4 separate regions of the Homo sapiens genome follow, and regions 2, 3 and 4 are each linked to region 1. Evidence: chromatin contacts called from ENCODE Hi-C data. All regions are on one chromosome and are shown on one strand. Each heading gives the region's core, a stretch centred on a gene start or an enhancer-like site at or near the end of the contact. The rest is flanking DNA. Distances are from core to core; before and after follow the strand shown.

Evidence for each region. Hi-C counts contacts between places; a loop is a spot of excess contacts on that map. Pooled maps may share reads with other maps.
Region 2: a loop to region 1 is called in a pooled map, with 14 times the contacts of the local background. The contact joins the promoter of FIZ1 here to the promoter of CTU1 in region 1. A Hi-C loop is called at or near these places in 6 of 50 pooled maps.
Region 3: a pooled map shows a loop between it and region 1 (13-fold over the local background). The contact joins the promoter of ISOC2 here to the promoter of CTU1 in region 1. A Hi-C loop is called at or near these places in 5 of 50 pooled maps.
Region 4: a loop to region 1 is called in a map of CD8-positive, alpha-beta T cell, with 14 times the contacts of the local background. The contact joins the promoter of UBE2S here to the promoter of CTU1 in region 1. A Hi-C loop is called at or near these places in 1 of 168 maps with a recorded cell type or tissue (CD8-positive, alpha-beta T cell) and 5 of 50 pooled maps.

Annotation. Positions count from the first base shown.
Region 1 is chr19:51,106,530-51,110,138 of GRCh38, reverse strand. It overlaps CTU1 (cytosolic thiouridylase subunit 1), which reads left to right and starts at 1,730. Exons shown (of 3, transcript NM_145232.4): 1 at 1,730-1,792. RefSeq lists an enhancer at 1,435-1,764.
Region 2 is chr19:55,597,561-55,601,169 of GRCh38, reverse strand. It overlaps FIZ1 (FLT3 interacting zinc finger 1), which reads left to right and starts at 1,653. Exons shown (of 3, transcript NM_032836.3): 1 at 1,653-1,696; 2 at 3,269-3,598. The coding sequence starts at 3,305. It overlaps ZNF524 (zinc finger protein 524), which reads right to left and starts at 882. Exons shown (of 2, transcript NM_153219.4): 1 at 762-882. RefSeq lists silencers at 377-926, 1,637-2,056 and enhancers at 534-1,407, 1,408-2,282.
Region 3 is chr19:55,460,252-55,463,860 of GRCh38, reverse strand. ISOC2 (isochorismatase domain containing 2) reads left to right here and starts at 2,219. Exons shown (of 6, transcript NM_001136201.2): 1 at 2,219-2,349. C19orf85 (chromosome 19 open reading frame 85) reads left to right here. Exons shown (of 2, transcript NM_001386794.1): 2 at 1-860. The coding sequence ends at 389. RefSeq lists an enhancer at 112-834.
Region 4 is chr19:55,406,142-55,409,750 of GRCh38, reverse strand. UBE2S (ubiquitin conjugating enzyme E2 S) reads left to right here and starts at 1,963. Exons shown (of 4, transcript NM_014501.3): 1 at 1,963-2,164; 2 at 2,789-2,936. The coding sequence starts at 2,162. LOC105372462 (a long non-coding RNA gene) reads right to left here and starts at 1,606. Exons shown (of 3, transcript XR_936075.3): 1 at 1-1,606. RefSeq lists enhancers at 1,205-1,314, 1,336-1,630, 1,987-2,500 and silencers at 1,735-1,784, 1,795-1,854, 1,865-2,334.

The sequences.
Region 1 (3,609 bases), core at 481-2,980:
CATAAATCCTATGAGGCAGGCTATTATTGCCCCCCTTTCACAGATGAACAAACTGAGATGATGCATGGCACATAGCAGCCTTTGTTGAATTTTTTTTTTTTCTGACACCCTGGCTGGCAGTGATTGAAATTGAGCTTTCAAGGCTCTTAACACTTCCATGTCAAGCTTTATCACTCCATATTGACTAAGTCCCTGTCTCCCCCACCAGGAGGACAGGGTGGTGGTGTAAGGGGTGGGGGATGCTCAGAGGACAGTAACCAAGTCTGATTCATTTGTGTCACCTAAACCTAGCCCAGGGGCAGCCTGGCACAAGGAGACCTCAGGAAATAAATTCAACAAATGAACCAACGCACACAGATGAACAGAACTGGCCCATGATAAGGCTTAAGAGTGACCTCACGGAGCTCATTTAATATGAAAGGAAGGCATCATGGTTTCCTGTTATGGGGGAAAAAAATGGGCTACAGGGTGCATGGGGTTCCTTCTCACGTCATCACCGGCCGTAGACCTACACATCCTGGGGCTCTCTGCACATCTCCACATCTCAGTCTAAGGCTCTGGTGGTCCCTTAATCTAGAGGATTTTTTTTTTTTTTTTGAGACAGAGTCTCACTCTGTGGCCAGGCTGGAGTGCAGTGGCGCGATCTCGGCTCACTGCAACCTCTGCCTTCTGGGTTCAAGCCATTCTCCTGCCTCAGCCTCCCGAGTAGCTGGGACTACAGGCGCGCACCACTACGCCCAGCTAATTTTTGTATTTTTAGTAGAGATGAGGTTTCACCATGTTGGCCAGGATGGTCTCCATCTTTTGACCTCGTGATCCACCCGCCTCGGCCTCCCAAAGTGCTGGGATTACAGGTGTAAGCCACCGCGCCGTCTAGAGGAATTTTGAGCCTCAGTTTTTTCGAGGACCTAGGTTTGGGGACCTGGATCTCAAGGGTCTCAGATATCTGAGTCCTTAAACTCCTTGTGCCCCGGTATTTGAGTCACCGGGGTCTTCAAGACCCTTGGGCCTTGTGGGGAGGGTGGAGGCCTCCAGATCCCTGTGTCTAGGGTGCAGACGGTTGTCTCCAGGTCTACTGGTTCTCTCAGGTGCTTTGGTGCCAGGGGTCTGCGTTTTTAACCCCCTTAGTCTCAAGGGTCTGAGTCTCTGAGCCTCTGGGCTCCTGGGTTAGGTGAGAAGGGTCTTTGGATCCTTCTGTTTAGAGTCTGGGTCTCCAGCACGCGCATCACGACAGCCCCCGCGTGCGCGCGGAGTTCCACTCCAATCCTCGAAGTCTGCTCTACGCATGCGCTATCTGCGCCTTTTACACTAGCGACCAACCCCTGCAGTTCCACCTTCAATTCCCACCCGCAACCCCGCCTCAAAGGGCAGAAATCATAGGCCCTGTAATCCCCTTAAAATCCTATAATAATCCCACAAAATCAGTTAATCAGAATACAACTACTTCGCCCATCCAGCAACCTGCCGGGTGACAGCGCGCTGCCATGACAACAGTACACGCAGCTCCGCCGCTCCCTGCGGCCGCGCGCAGGCGCAGAAAGTAAACGCGGGGGGAGGGGGAGCAGTGTATTTTGGGAGCGGCAGAAAGAGCAATGCAAGTGTTTCTGGGAGTTGTAGGCCAAGCGGGACCCCGGAGCCGTAGGCGCATCCAGCGGAAGTGTCGCATGGGCTTCTGGGAGTTCTAGGCAAGAAAGCCCCAAGACCTTATGGGAGTGGTAGTCTCGGAGTCACTTCCGGGCCAGGCTTCCGCGTGGTGGGCAGTGTGGGCATCCCAGCACTGAGTTCTGCCCGGGTGAGTATTTCCTCCTGCGGTGGGTCGGCATGTGGACTCCGGCTCTTTGTTGCGGTGCCGTGGGAGGGTTGAGGGTCTCTTCGAGCGTAAGGCCTCTGTGATTTCCCAGCGCCCGTGTCCCTGAGGCCTTGTAGCCAGGATTCCCACTTTGAACGCTGCGGTCCGGCCTGTCTCTTACCGGGCCACTCCCTTCCCCAAGACAGGATAAGACCATCTGCTTGCCCCCGCCCCTATGTTACTATCTGCCTGTCCCCGCCCCCATGCCACACATTATCTGTCCTTTTGACAAGGCTGCAATCCAGAGGCATCCCTGGGGTCCGCGGCCTCTCTTCTGGGAGCACTTATTATTCCCTCATCCTACAGATACTTACTGAGCACCGACTCTGCGCAGGGCGGCGGGAGCGAGGGCACCAGACCAACCCTGTCCCTGCCTTGAAGCAGAGAGACAGACCTGTCACCAGTGACAGCTAGTCAGGATCAGGGCAGCTCTGAGGGCCCTGGTGGAGGCGCTCGACTCAGTGACGAGGGTCCATAAAGTCTTTGAGGGAAGACGCTTAACATGCATGTCAAACCTGACGTGGCCAAATGGAATTCCTGGTCTTCTCACCTCACAAAATGGCCCCACCGTCCCTCCAATGCTCAGGCCAGAACCTCAAAGTTACCCTTCATCACTTTCTCTCGTCGTTGCCCCAGTCCCCACTCCAATCAGTCTTATACAAGTCCTGTGGGCTCCACCTTCAAAATAGATCCAAAATTTCACTTCTTCCCACCTCTACTGCCAGCACTCCTGTCTAGTGTGCTGACCTCCAGCCTTCTGTCCTTGTCCCTGACAACCAACAGTCCTCCCCACACAGCAGCCAAACGAATCCCACTTTTTTTATTTGAGACAAGGTCTCACTCTATCACCCACGCTGGAGTGCACTGGTGCGATCATGGCTCACTGCAGCCTTGACCTCCTGGGCTCAAGTGATCCTCCTGCCTTGGCTTCCTGAGTAGCTGGTACTACAGGCCTGTGCCACCAGGTGCAGCTAATTTATTTATTTATTTTTTTAGAGATGGGGTCTCGCTATGTTGACCAGTCTAGGAATCCTTTTAAAACATGCCAGATCATACCACTTTACTGTTCAAAAACCTCCCAAGGCTCCCATCTCCTCCTGAATAAACCTAAAATTCCACATCATGGCCTATGAGGCTCTGCTAACTTGTGCAGCCTTGTCCCCTGCGAGCGTCTCCCTTCCTCAGGACGTGGACCCCCCAGGACTGGGTGACTGTAGATTTAGGGGGTGAGGAGAGATGAGTCCAGGGTGACGTTACGTCCTGTCCTGCAGATGGGCTGGATGAAAGGTGGTGGCTGCTCTCAGAAGAGAGGGAACAGATGGGCAAGAACAGGTTTCTGCCTTTCGAGGAAGAAATAGGTTGTCTGGGCGCTTAGGGTCTGAACATCTTTAAGGTGCCCCAGCCATGTGGAGGACCAGCCAGGAGGGACATCTGAATATCATGATTCAGAGGCGCTCATAAGAATGGAAAGAAGCTGGGCACAGTGGCTTACGCCTGTAATCCCAGCACTTTGGGAGGCCGAGGCGGGCGGATCACTTGAGGTCAGGAGTTCAAGACCAGCCTGGCCAACATGGTGAAACCGCATCTCTACTAAAAATACAAAAAAAAAAAAAAAAATTAGCCAGGCATGGTGGTACACGCCTGTAGTCCCAGTTACTCGGGTGGCTAAGGCAGGAGAAACGCTTGACCCTGGGAGGCAGAGGTTACAGTGAGCCGAGATTGTGCCACTGCATTCCACCTGGGTAACAGAGCCAGACTCC
Region 2 (3,609 bases), core at 404-2,903, 4.5 Mb before region 1:
GAACAAATAAACCCAAGGAGGAAAGGGGACATTACGAGGGCTCAGTCCTGGGTTTGAATTCAGCTCTGCCTATAACTAGCAATTGACTTTGCCAGTTTCCTCCTCTGAAAAGTGAATAAACCAGGGTTGTCAGGAGAATCGAATAAGACAGTGGGCTTTAAAATGCCCCTCGAACACTGCCTGGTGCACAGTAAGCACTCAATAAACTTCACCAACGCCACCACCATCTTCCCGGCGCCCACTCAGATACTGGGAGCATGGGATTGGGGTGTAACGGAGGGGAAGGGGAGGCACAGGTGCAGCTGGAAGCAGGTGCTGCAGGTGCCCCCCTGCACCCCCCCCTCCCCTTTAACAGCCACATAGACTGCTGTCCAGAGAGGAGCAACCACCTTTCCATACGGTTCGCTCCCACGGGGTAGCCTAGTCTAGGAGTCTGGTCTTTGGAACGGTGGAAAGGGGGAGACTGGTCCCCCGACCCTCCCCGTCCCCTCGCCCCGGTACTGACGCGCCCATCGGCCCCCGAGCTGCGAAGCCCAAGCGCGGGGCGGGCCCTGCGGGGGCGACGGCCAATGAGCGGCGCCGGGTAAGCGGGCGGCGGGGGCTGCCAGGAAGGGGGTCTGCGCGCGCGCGCCCGGACGGCTTCGCGGGGCGCGAGCGCGGGAGCAGGAACAGGTGTTGGAGGCGCGCTCCGGGAGCGCGCGGCCCGGCCTCCCCTACCCCCACACCCCCCCTCCCGCCTGCGCCCCCCGCCTCTCGGGTACCTCATTTGCATGTCGCCGGGGCTCGCGAGTGTGCGCGCGCGCGGGGGCAACGGGGCCGGCGCGTGGGAAGGGGAGGGGGTGAGGGGGCCCTGCCCCTCGGCGGCGGCGAGGCGGGGGCGGCGGCGCGCGGTGCCGGCCCCGCCCCTCGGAGAAGCGCCGGGCCCCTCCCTTCCTGCCCTTCCCGCCCGCCTGCGCGCCCGCGGGAAACAAAGGGGACTCGCTGGGTCCTAACGACCGGTCGCGGCCACGCCCGGAAGCCGCGCCTGCGCACCGGCGGCCCTGGTGTGTCCCCAGTGGGAAATAACCCAGCACCACATCCCCAACCACCTCGAAACGCCTTTCCTCTCACAAAGCCCACAGTCGGGTGACCCAAAGACAGATACCGAATGATGAGGAGCGGGAAAATGGCTGCCCAGTGCCCGTAATTAACATGGCACCGGACAGGCTTCGAAGCCCATGGAGTGCTAAGTGGATAAGATGGTGCCGGTCTTTTCCAGCTCTGTATTGCAGTTGGCGCACTTCGCTTTCTTTTTTTTTCCCTAGTCCAACTGTACATCCTAATCGGAGGAGTCCGAGGCTGTGAAAAAGAAATAGTATCTGCTCTCATTTACGTTAGCATCGCCTAGTGTCGCCACGGAGAAGCCCCCTCGCTCTCAGCTCCTTGCCCTTAGTCTGTATGGCGCCGTGGGTGTCCCTAAGCCCCGCCCCTTCCCGCTGCCCTCACCCAAGATGGCGCGGGCCTGGCTTCTTCAACCTCCAGGGCTGGGAAAGGAAAGGGAAAGAGGGAGAAGGGCGGGGATGAGGAAGGGGAGCCAAGAGGGCGGGAGAAAGGGGGAGTACGGCGGGGGAAGGGAGCTGAGGCGGAAGTCGAGGGGCCCCCCGGGTGGAAGTGACGCTGCCCCCGCTGCCCAAAATGTCGGCGCCCAGAGGGAGGTGTAAGTAATTAAAGAGGAAAGCCGACGGACTTCCCCGGCCTCCCGGGGCCGCCCCGGGTCTCCAGGACCAACGCTCCGTACGAGCGAGGTGGACTCGCCTGGCCCCGGGGCCTGCCCGACCTGCCCCCCAACCGGGCGCCCAGGGCTGCACCTTTTAGGGGCAGGGGGAGGGGCACAAAAGGCCGGCTCTCGGGGCCTGGGGCCTGGAGCAGACTGGGCAAGTGGGGGGGCCCGCTCCTCAGGCTGCGGGGTGGAGGAGGAGGCGGGGCCTAGTGGCTGCTGGGGCGGAGCAAGGGCTGGGAGGAGCCTGAGTTGGGCGGAGCTTAGAGTGGAAGTGGGAGGGGCGTGGAGGAGGGAGAGTCTGGATAGAAAATGGGAGGGTCTTAGGCAAAGAGGTGGGGTTTGATAAAGGGGCGTGGCTCAGAAGGAATGGTGGGTAGGCCCTGGATTGAGGGGTGGAAGGAAACTCATTGAGGCTGGTTGGGTAAAGGGAGCCCAGGAAGCAGGAGGGAGGAGTTTAGAGTAGAAGGGATGGAGTTTGTCTGGGGTGTGGCTTAGAGAAGTAGGTAGGCCTAGTGAGGGGGGTGGAGTTTAAGGGTGTAATTTGGAGGGGTTTAATGCAACTATCAGGTCTTTATAATGAATGTGGAAAGGACTTGCAGGGGATGGGAATAGACTTCGTAGAGAAGGCCTGAGAAGGTGACGGGAGTCCAGTGGAGAGTCTTAGAAAGGATGTGGCTTCTTTAAAGGAAAAATTGGGTGGAGTTTTGGAAGTGGGTCTTAGTGGACCCGAGAGGGGCTTAGATAAGTCAAATAACTTAGCAATCATGGTAGGACTTAAGGAGGAATCCAGGAGGAACTTACGGGATAATAGTCATCCAAACAGCTTACTTGTTGCGTCTTTGCTGTGCACCAGCTTAAGTGGGCACGTAGCATTTATTGCCACAATTTTACTTAATTCTCGCCACCACTCCATGAGGTAGGTACTACTATTCCCATTTTACAGATGAAGAATTTTTATTATCTGATGTTACAGGAGTAATTCTGGTCTCCCTGCAAGGATGACTCCAGTGTGCTTAGCCCCAAATCTTTGCCCTCCCATTCGCTAAGTGGTCATCCTGGAAGAGGAGTGGGAGGAGCTTAGAGGGGAGTGGGAGGGCCTTTTGGAAGGAAAAGGGCTTGGCAAAGAATACAAGATCCTTAGGGAACATTGTGGGGGACTTTGAAGGGAGTAGGTGGGACTTAAGGAAGAGTGGGAGAGGCTTAAATTACAGTGGGAGGGGCACAGAGAGCAGTGGCCGCGCATTGGCGAAGAGCGAGGAGAGGCTTAAAAACACTCCGTGGAGTGAGGAGACTATGAAGTGATTAGGAAGATTTTGCCACAGGCGTGGAGCCGCGAGAGAAGGGTTTCTAAGAGAGTAGGAGGATTTTAAAGAACAATGAGAGTGGCTTAGAGAGGTGGGCAGTGGGAGGGTCTCCCAGGGGACAGGTGGTGGGTCTGGGAACCTGGGAGGAGAGAGCTGATGGGGAGCCGACCCCCTCACCTGCTCCTCTGTCTCCCCACTACTCCAGAGAGAGCCCCCACATACCACTGTATTCCCCGCCACCATGGATGACGTCCCCGCCCCAACCCCTGCACCAGCACCGCCCGCCGCTGCCGCCCCCAGGGTCCCGTTTCACTGCAGTGAATGTGGCAAGAGCTTCCGCTACCGCTCAGACCTGCGGCGCCACTTTGCCCGGCACACAGCGCTCAAGCCCCACGCATGTCCGCGCTGCGGCAAGGGTTTCAAGCACAGCTTCAACCTAGCCAACCACCTGCGCTCGCACACCGGGGAGCGGCCCTACCGCTGCTCTGCCTGCCCCAAGGGGTTCCGCGACTCCACCGGCCTGCTGCACCACCAGGTGAGTCCCAC
Region 3 (3,609 bases), core at 970-3,469, 4.4 Mb before region 1:
CATCCCCCTTCCTGGGAGTGGCCTGTGCTGTGGCCCCCACTGAGGCTCCCCATGCCAGCGCCAGCCTGAGTCTCGCTGCCCTGGACACCTCTACCCTCGACCTCTTTGACAACATTGCGCTCACCCCAGAGTGTGCCTCAATGCCATGGGACCCCTCCTCTGGTTCTGATGCTCCCCTGCCAGCGCCGGGTCTGTCCCATCGCGACCTGGGCCAGCTGGACCTGAGGCAGGTCCCACATTTCTGCGGCCCCCTGCCCCTTCCCCAGCATGCCCTGGGGGAAGAGGCTGATCTCGTGGCTCCCGACTGGGGTTGGGTGGACTGCTGGGAGGTGCCTCGTGCCTGGGATTCTCAGGGGATCCCCGAGGGTTGGGGGACCAGCTCCCCATGAGGCCAATCACAACCCAGCCCAGAACCCAGGACAAGCCAGAGGCCCCTCCACGACGGCTCTACAGCCCTCTCCAGGAGCCCCCAACCTGTCCACTCCCTTCCTGGCAGCCCCTGGGAAAATAAACCAACCCAGACCCCCACTTCAGACCACTGCCTCAGGGGTCTCCTCCTGGGCCCAGGGGCCCCACCTCCACCTCTTCTTGCTTTCCTGCCTTCCCCCTTCCTTCTGCCTAGCCCCATCTGGGCATCCACCCCTCACTCTCACCCAGGCTCACCTCTGCCTAATGTCTGCTCTCCTGTCATTTATTCCCAAAGATGTATCGAGCGCCTACTATGGGCCAGGCCCAGGTCTAGGACTTGAGGATTCAGCTGTGAACGAGGCAGACGGGACCCCTGCCTCAGGGAGCTCCCTGTTCTGTGTGCATGTGTGTGTTTTGGCGGGGAACAGACAATAAAAGAGTATATCCATGCATTTTTCAAAAAGCAAGATTCATTTCCAATTCAGATTGGAGTTAGTGCTGAAAAGAAAATAAAACACAAGGCCGGGTGCGGCGGCTCACACCTGTAATCGCAGCACTCTGGGAGGCCAAGGCAGGCGGATCACTTGAGCCCAGGAGTTCAAAACCAGCCTGGGCAACAGAGTGAGACCTCCATCTTTACAAAAAAATTAAAAAATTAGTCAGGTGTGGTGGCGCATACCTGTGGTCCCAGCTACTCAGGAGGCTGAGGTGGGAGGATCGCTTGAGCCCGGGAGGTTGAGGCTGCAGCAAGCTGTGATCGTACCATGGTACTCCAGCCTGGGTGATAGAGCAATTTTTTTCTTTTTTTTGATGTTTCAAAAAAATTAAAAACAGCGACCTGATGGAAGGGCTACCTGACACCAGGTGGTCAGGAAAGGCTTTGAAAGCCTGGAAGGTTGGGCCATGGGGAGTCCTAGGATTCCAGGCTGAGGCAGCACACGTGCAAAGGCCCTGCGGTGGGACATTGAGGGAAGAGCAAGAGGAGACCCCTGTGGCTGGAGCGGAGTGAGCAGGGGGAGTGGTGAGAGGCGAGGTCTGCACGGACCAGGAAGGCCGACCATGAATTGGGAGGAGTTTGGATTTATTCCAAGACAGATAGGAAATTCTCTCTTTCTCTCAACCTCCATTTCCAAGCACAGAGTCTAAATTATTCTAAACACCACCCGAGGAGGCAGGTGCTGTACAGATGGGGAAACTGAGGCAGCACAGAGCGCAAAGGACAGGGGGGCGTCAAATTCCTCACTTGATCGCTCCCTCAGCCAGCCCCTTCCTGGAAAGTGCTTGGGTATCTTTGTAAGCCTCCGTTTCTTGAGAGAGGGCCAGGTTTCGAACCGCAGACATGCCTCTACTCTAGGTAAGACCCCTCTCTCTCTCTCCCGGCCTCGGCGGTCTGCTCTGTGCAATGGGGCCGGCCGAGACGCCCTCTCTCCAGCCAGAGTCTGAGCCTTCGGAGACCACCGCGCGACTCCGCCCCGTCGGCCGCCACTCACGCCCTCTACGGCTCTCCATTGGCAGAACGACCTGCTGCCCCGCCCCCACGGCGCCTTTGCGAGCTAATCATTTTCTTGAGACTGACAGCCTTGCCGGCACCGCCCCCCCTGGGGCGGGAGCAAAGCAGCTGCATATGCGGATTGGTTGAGAGGCAGGGGGCGGGGTGAGTTGGTGAGCGCCGATTGCGGGCAGAGGCAGTGGCACATGCGGATTGGCCGGAGAGAGCGGCGAGGCAGAGCATGATGAGTGTCGATTGGACGGCTGGGCCCAAGTGGGCGGAAAACGGACGGTGCAGGGGGTGGGCCACGTGTCCAGCCCTAACGAAACGGTAACCAGCCCTGGGAAGCCCGCAAGAGGCCTCAGCGGTGGCCGTCCGAGAGCCGAGAGGTGAGGGTGCCCCCGCCTCACCTGCAGAGGGGCCGTTCCGGGCTCGAACCCGGCACCTTCCGGGTAAGTCCTCTCTCGCTGCTGGCGCTATTTGGAGACCGACCTTACCGCCTAGCAGATGGGGAAACTGAGGCTCTGCCTGGGCGTCCCGGGCCAAGGTCACAGGACCAGAAGGAGGACTCCACCTGGCCCCGCCAGAATTGGCTGGCCAGAGATTGGAAGCGTCCCCGGGTCGCGCCTGCCGCCTCTGTAACAGCGCTGGGGGGTGGGCAGGTTTAATCCCCATTTCTCCGACGAGAAAACTGAGGCTAAGACAAAGAGAAACTTGCCCAAGGTCACACAGCCAGGAAGTCCGGGCTCCAAGGCCGGGTTTCCGAGACCGGGTGGGGAAATCAACGGCCCTACCCCGCCCCCTGTTGCCGCCCACCTCCAGCCACGCCCCCTTTGGCCTTGGGTACCCTCCACCCAGGCTGAATCTCTCCTCGTTCCGCAGGACACGCCCAACCCTCTCCAGCCCAGACCTCCCCTTCACATCTCTCTCTCTCACACACCCACCCTCACCCCAATTTTTCATCTCCCAAAAACCAGTTCCCCTCCCCGGGATCCCCTATGAATCTTCAGATCATGCCCCTCGCTCGACCAGAAACTGGGGGCCTTTCTCCCCGACTTTCCCCACCGTCCCAGCTGCCCCTTCCTGACTCTCCCCTGTCCCACTGGGCCCCAGCGCCGACCTCCTGCTCTCTGGCCTTTTGCCTCCAGTTCAACCGCACGGCGGGGGCCTGAAGCCATCTTTGTATTTTGCATTTTGAACACTTTTTCTGGAATAATACCACAAACGCAGAAAATCGAACGGTTTGCAAATACACAGCTTAAATAAATATTTATAAAGGGAGCACCCTGGTGTAAACAAGTATCCAAAGAAAAAAGTCAAACATGCGCCACATCCCAGGATCTCCCGCCGTCGTCGTTTCCATCACTGTGGTCCAAGGGCAGTCACTGTCCTGGCTTCTGACGCCATAGATCAGTTTTGCCGGGTTTTGGCTTTATGCCAACCCTTTATTGTATATAGTATTGACTAGACAACTTGTTGCACATTGTCCAGAATTCAGAAGAAACAGAATAGGACCCAGTGAAAAGGCTCCTACAGACTTCCCCGGTGCCTGGTTCACCCGCCTGAGTCTCCCGTTTCTTGCTTGTTTGCCAGAGATAGCAGATATAGATATAGGCAACACAGACACATTTTCCTCTCCCTTTTTTCTTTGGCACAAAAAGGAGCATTCCATACACACTGTTCTGCTTCTTTTTCACTTCTCTCAAACATGT
Region 4 (3,609 bases), core at 714-3,213, 4.3 Mb before region 1:
TGGTATAGATTGGACCTGGGGTGAGGGAGCAGGAAGGGATCACCTGAAGCCATTTCTCCACAAACTAGTTATGATGATGACTTTTTATGCTGTAGCTGTTTCTTCAGTTGTTTTGGGTTTGTTTGTTTTGTACATATTGGTGGGGGTCTCTCACTATGTTGCCCAGGCTGGTCTTGAACTCCTGGGCTCAAGTGATCGACCTACCTTGGCCTCCCAAAGTGCTGGGATTATGGGCGTAGTCACTGTACCCGACCATGTAGGTTTTGTTTTTTGGTTTTTTTTTTTTTTTTGCTTTTTTGTTTTTTGAGACAGGGTCTTGCTCTGTTGCCCAGGCTGGGGTGCAGTGGCGAGATCTCAGTTCACTGCAACCTCCACATCCCGGCTTTAACCGATTCTCCCATCTCAGCCTCACGAGTAGCTGGGATTACAGGGCTGCATCAACACACCTGGCTAATTTTTGTATTTTTAGTACAGATGGGGTTTCACCATGTTGGCCAGGCTGGTCTCAAACTCCTGACCTCAGGTGATCTGCCAGCTTCAGCCTCCCAAAGTGCTGGGATTACAGGCGTGAGCTACCACGCCTGGCCTTGGCCATGTAGATTTCTTTCACACCTTCCTTATTCCTTCTTCAGAAGCTGAGGCCCCATGAGGGGAAGCTGGTAGCCAGGGGTCTTTTCAGGTACCTGTGGCCAAATTAGGCCCAGATGTTAATGCTCTCATCCATGGCTGAAAAAGGCCAAGAAACTAAGAAGAGCTGTGGACGCACAGACTGGCAGAGACACCGAGAGGGCACTGCGACCGCACTGCACAGATGAGCAAAGGAAGGCCAACTTCAGCATTCCCTCCTCCTCTCTAAGCCCCTCCAAAAGGCCTGCTCAGGGAGCTCTGGCCACCGTTCTCAAGCAATTGCCTGACGTTTTTACTGACACTGAGGGCTGGAGATGGTCCCTTTTCCAGGCAGCTATGTGTCCATTTCCTAGAGAGGGAAACTGAGTCCCAGAGAAGGCGGGTGTGGCTGGAGGCCATGGGTCAGTCATAGGCATAACCATGCCGTGAATAACCGTCTTGGCACTCTCTGACTTCTTTCCCTGGCAATACAACGGATCCCAGTGCCCATTTGTCACATAAGGAAACTGAGGCTGGCGTCTTCGATGAAGCCTGGCAGGAGTGGGGGTCACACACGGAGTGCAAGGCTGTCCAAGCCTTCAAGGTCATTCTGACTGATCTTTGAGCCTTAGCAATACAGGACGTGGGTCCAAGAGCATTTCCAGCACAAAATGGCGCCTCATAGAAAAATGTAGTCGGAGTTCCAGCGCCCACCTCCACCACGGCTCAAAGGAGGGGGCGCGGGCGGCAGCGCACACTTCATTTGCATATACAAAAATCAACGGATTTCGTTGGCTGGCAGCGGTTTGATCTGCACGAAACTGGGTCGCCCTCTGACCGGTCTCTATCAGTCATTGGCCCATGCGAGTCTCGTGACCCACCAGTCACTAAAGCGCATCCCTATTGGCCCGAGCGCCTTCCATCACGCGTTTAAAACCCCGAGTCCCGCCTCCCCTCGCCACGCTCCGGCCCCCAGGAAGACCGTTAGTCGCGTGCGCGACTTCCTCAGCGTCAGGGCGCGCCCGCGCGTATGCCGGGCCGTGGCGGCGTCTCATTCAAACGGTCCAATCAGCGGCCGCGTCGCCTTCCCCGTCCCCCTTCCTCTCTTCTTCCCCTTTTCAGCCCCTCCGTTCTTTGAGAACCCTCCCGACCCCCGCGGGCCCCCATTGGCCGGCCCGCTACCCAGCCCTCTCCGCCACTTCCCTCGCTTCTGACCATAGTTTGCGGGGAAGGGAGCGAGCGCGTCGAAAACCAAGGAACGTGCGCGCTGACGTCACGGTTGAGGCTCGGAGCTGAGGGGCCGCGGAGGGCGTGGCCTGCGGGCGGTTATAAAGAGGCAGTGGTGCGCGCGCGGCCGGCTCAGTGCTGCCGGGCACCGGGGCGGCGGGTTGGTCTACGCTGTGCGCGGCGGACGTCGGAGGCAGCGGGGAGCGGAGCGGGGCCGCCGGGGCCTCTCCAGGGCCGCAGCGGCAGCAGTTGGGCCCCCCGCCCCGGCCGGCGGACCGAAGAACGCAGGAAGGGGGCCGGGGGGACCCGCCCCCGGCCGGCCGCAGCCATGGTGAGCACGGGCGATGAGGCCCATGAAGGTGGTCGGGGGTGTCCCTGAGGGAGGAGGTGGAGTCTCAGGGGCCTCCGACGGGCGGCCTTGAGGGGTTTGAGGGCCAGCCTGGGGGTCCCTGACCCGGGATGGGCCCGAGGGCCTTCCCGCAGGCGGAGCAGGAGCTCGGGCGGCCCGCAGTCTCCCTGGCGGCGAGGGCTCCGGGCGCTTTGCGGCCCGCCCATGGGTGTTACCAGGAGCAAGGACGCCCCGCCGCCATCTCCAGACCTGAGCCGGGGTTTCAAGGATGCTCTAACCAAAAATTAGTGGAGAAGGGGGAGAGAGTAGATCTCTGGCCTACGTGGAACCACTGGGGACCAAGCAGGGTTAGGAGCGGGCTTTGGGGGGGGGGTTCTGGGGTGGGTGGAGTTATCTGCAAGCCCCCCCGTGAACCCGCCCCCATTTCTGTTGGAAACTCTGCCTGGGCTGATGGCCTGAAGCATCCTGGGTGAGGGTCTGGGAGTTCAAGGGTGATTGACAGCCTGGGGCCACTGAGTCAAGACTTGGGCAGTCTCAGCATCTTTAGGCCCTGCGGGAAGCCCAGCTCTTAACACTCGCTCACCCTGCTCTCCCATCCGTGCCCAGAACTCCAACGTGGAGAACCTACCCCCGCACATCATCCGCCTGGTGTACAAGGAGGTGACGACACTGACCGCAGACCCACCCGATGGCATCAAGGTCTTTCCCAACGAGGAGGACCTCACCGACCTCCAGGTCACCATCGAGGGCCCTGGTGAGTTTGGAAGGAAAAAGAGAAGGGGCTGCTGCTTAGATCCTCCATCACCCTGCTCTAGATCACCCTAGCGGGAAGTACCCATTACAGGCTGGCCTCGTGTCAGGTGTTGGGATGCATTGGTGGACAGGGCAGGACGCCACAAATGACAATTATGTACTCTTTTCCCACAAGGGTTGAGAAATATCTGGTCATTGAGTTAGTATATCATGGGACGGTACTCTAGATTTGAAGCAAGGCTTTCAGACATGGCTTCCCTGGACCTGAGGGTGGGTAGGAATTAAGTAGGAATGGGAAGAGAGCTCCAGGTGGTGGGAATGGTGTCAGCAAGGGCCTGGGAGGGTGGGCCAGGTGATCTCAAACTCCATCCTGCTGTGAGTGTCAGGGATGAGGAAACAAGCCAGATGCAGATCGTGGGGAGACGGGTCATGAATGATTTGCGGGTCACATGATTTGCGGAGTGATTTAGAATACTGTTTCATGCAGGCTACATTTCTGTTATCACCAGAATTCCTACAAAGTCAGGATTTGAGCAGAGCCTGTGAAGGAATGGTCTAGTCCACGGTGGTGATGGTGGTAGGTGGTCAGGAAAGACCTGGCAGCGGTGACAGTTGAGGTCCTTCATGCCTTGCTGCAGAGGGCGCGGGATCATGACAATAGGAAGGCTCCAGAA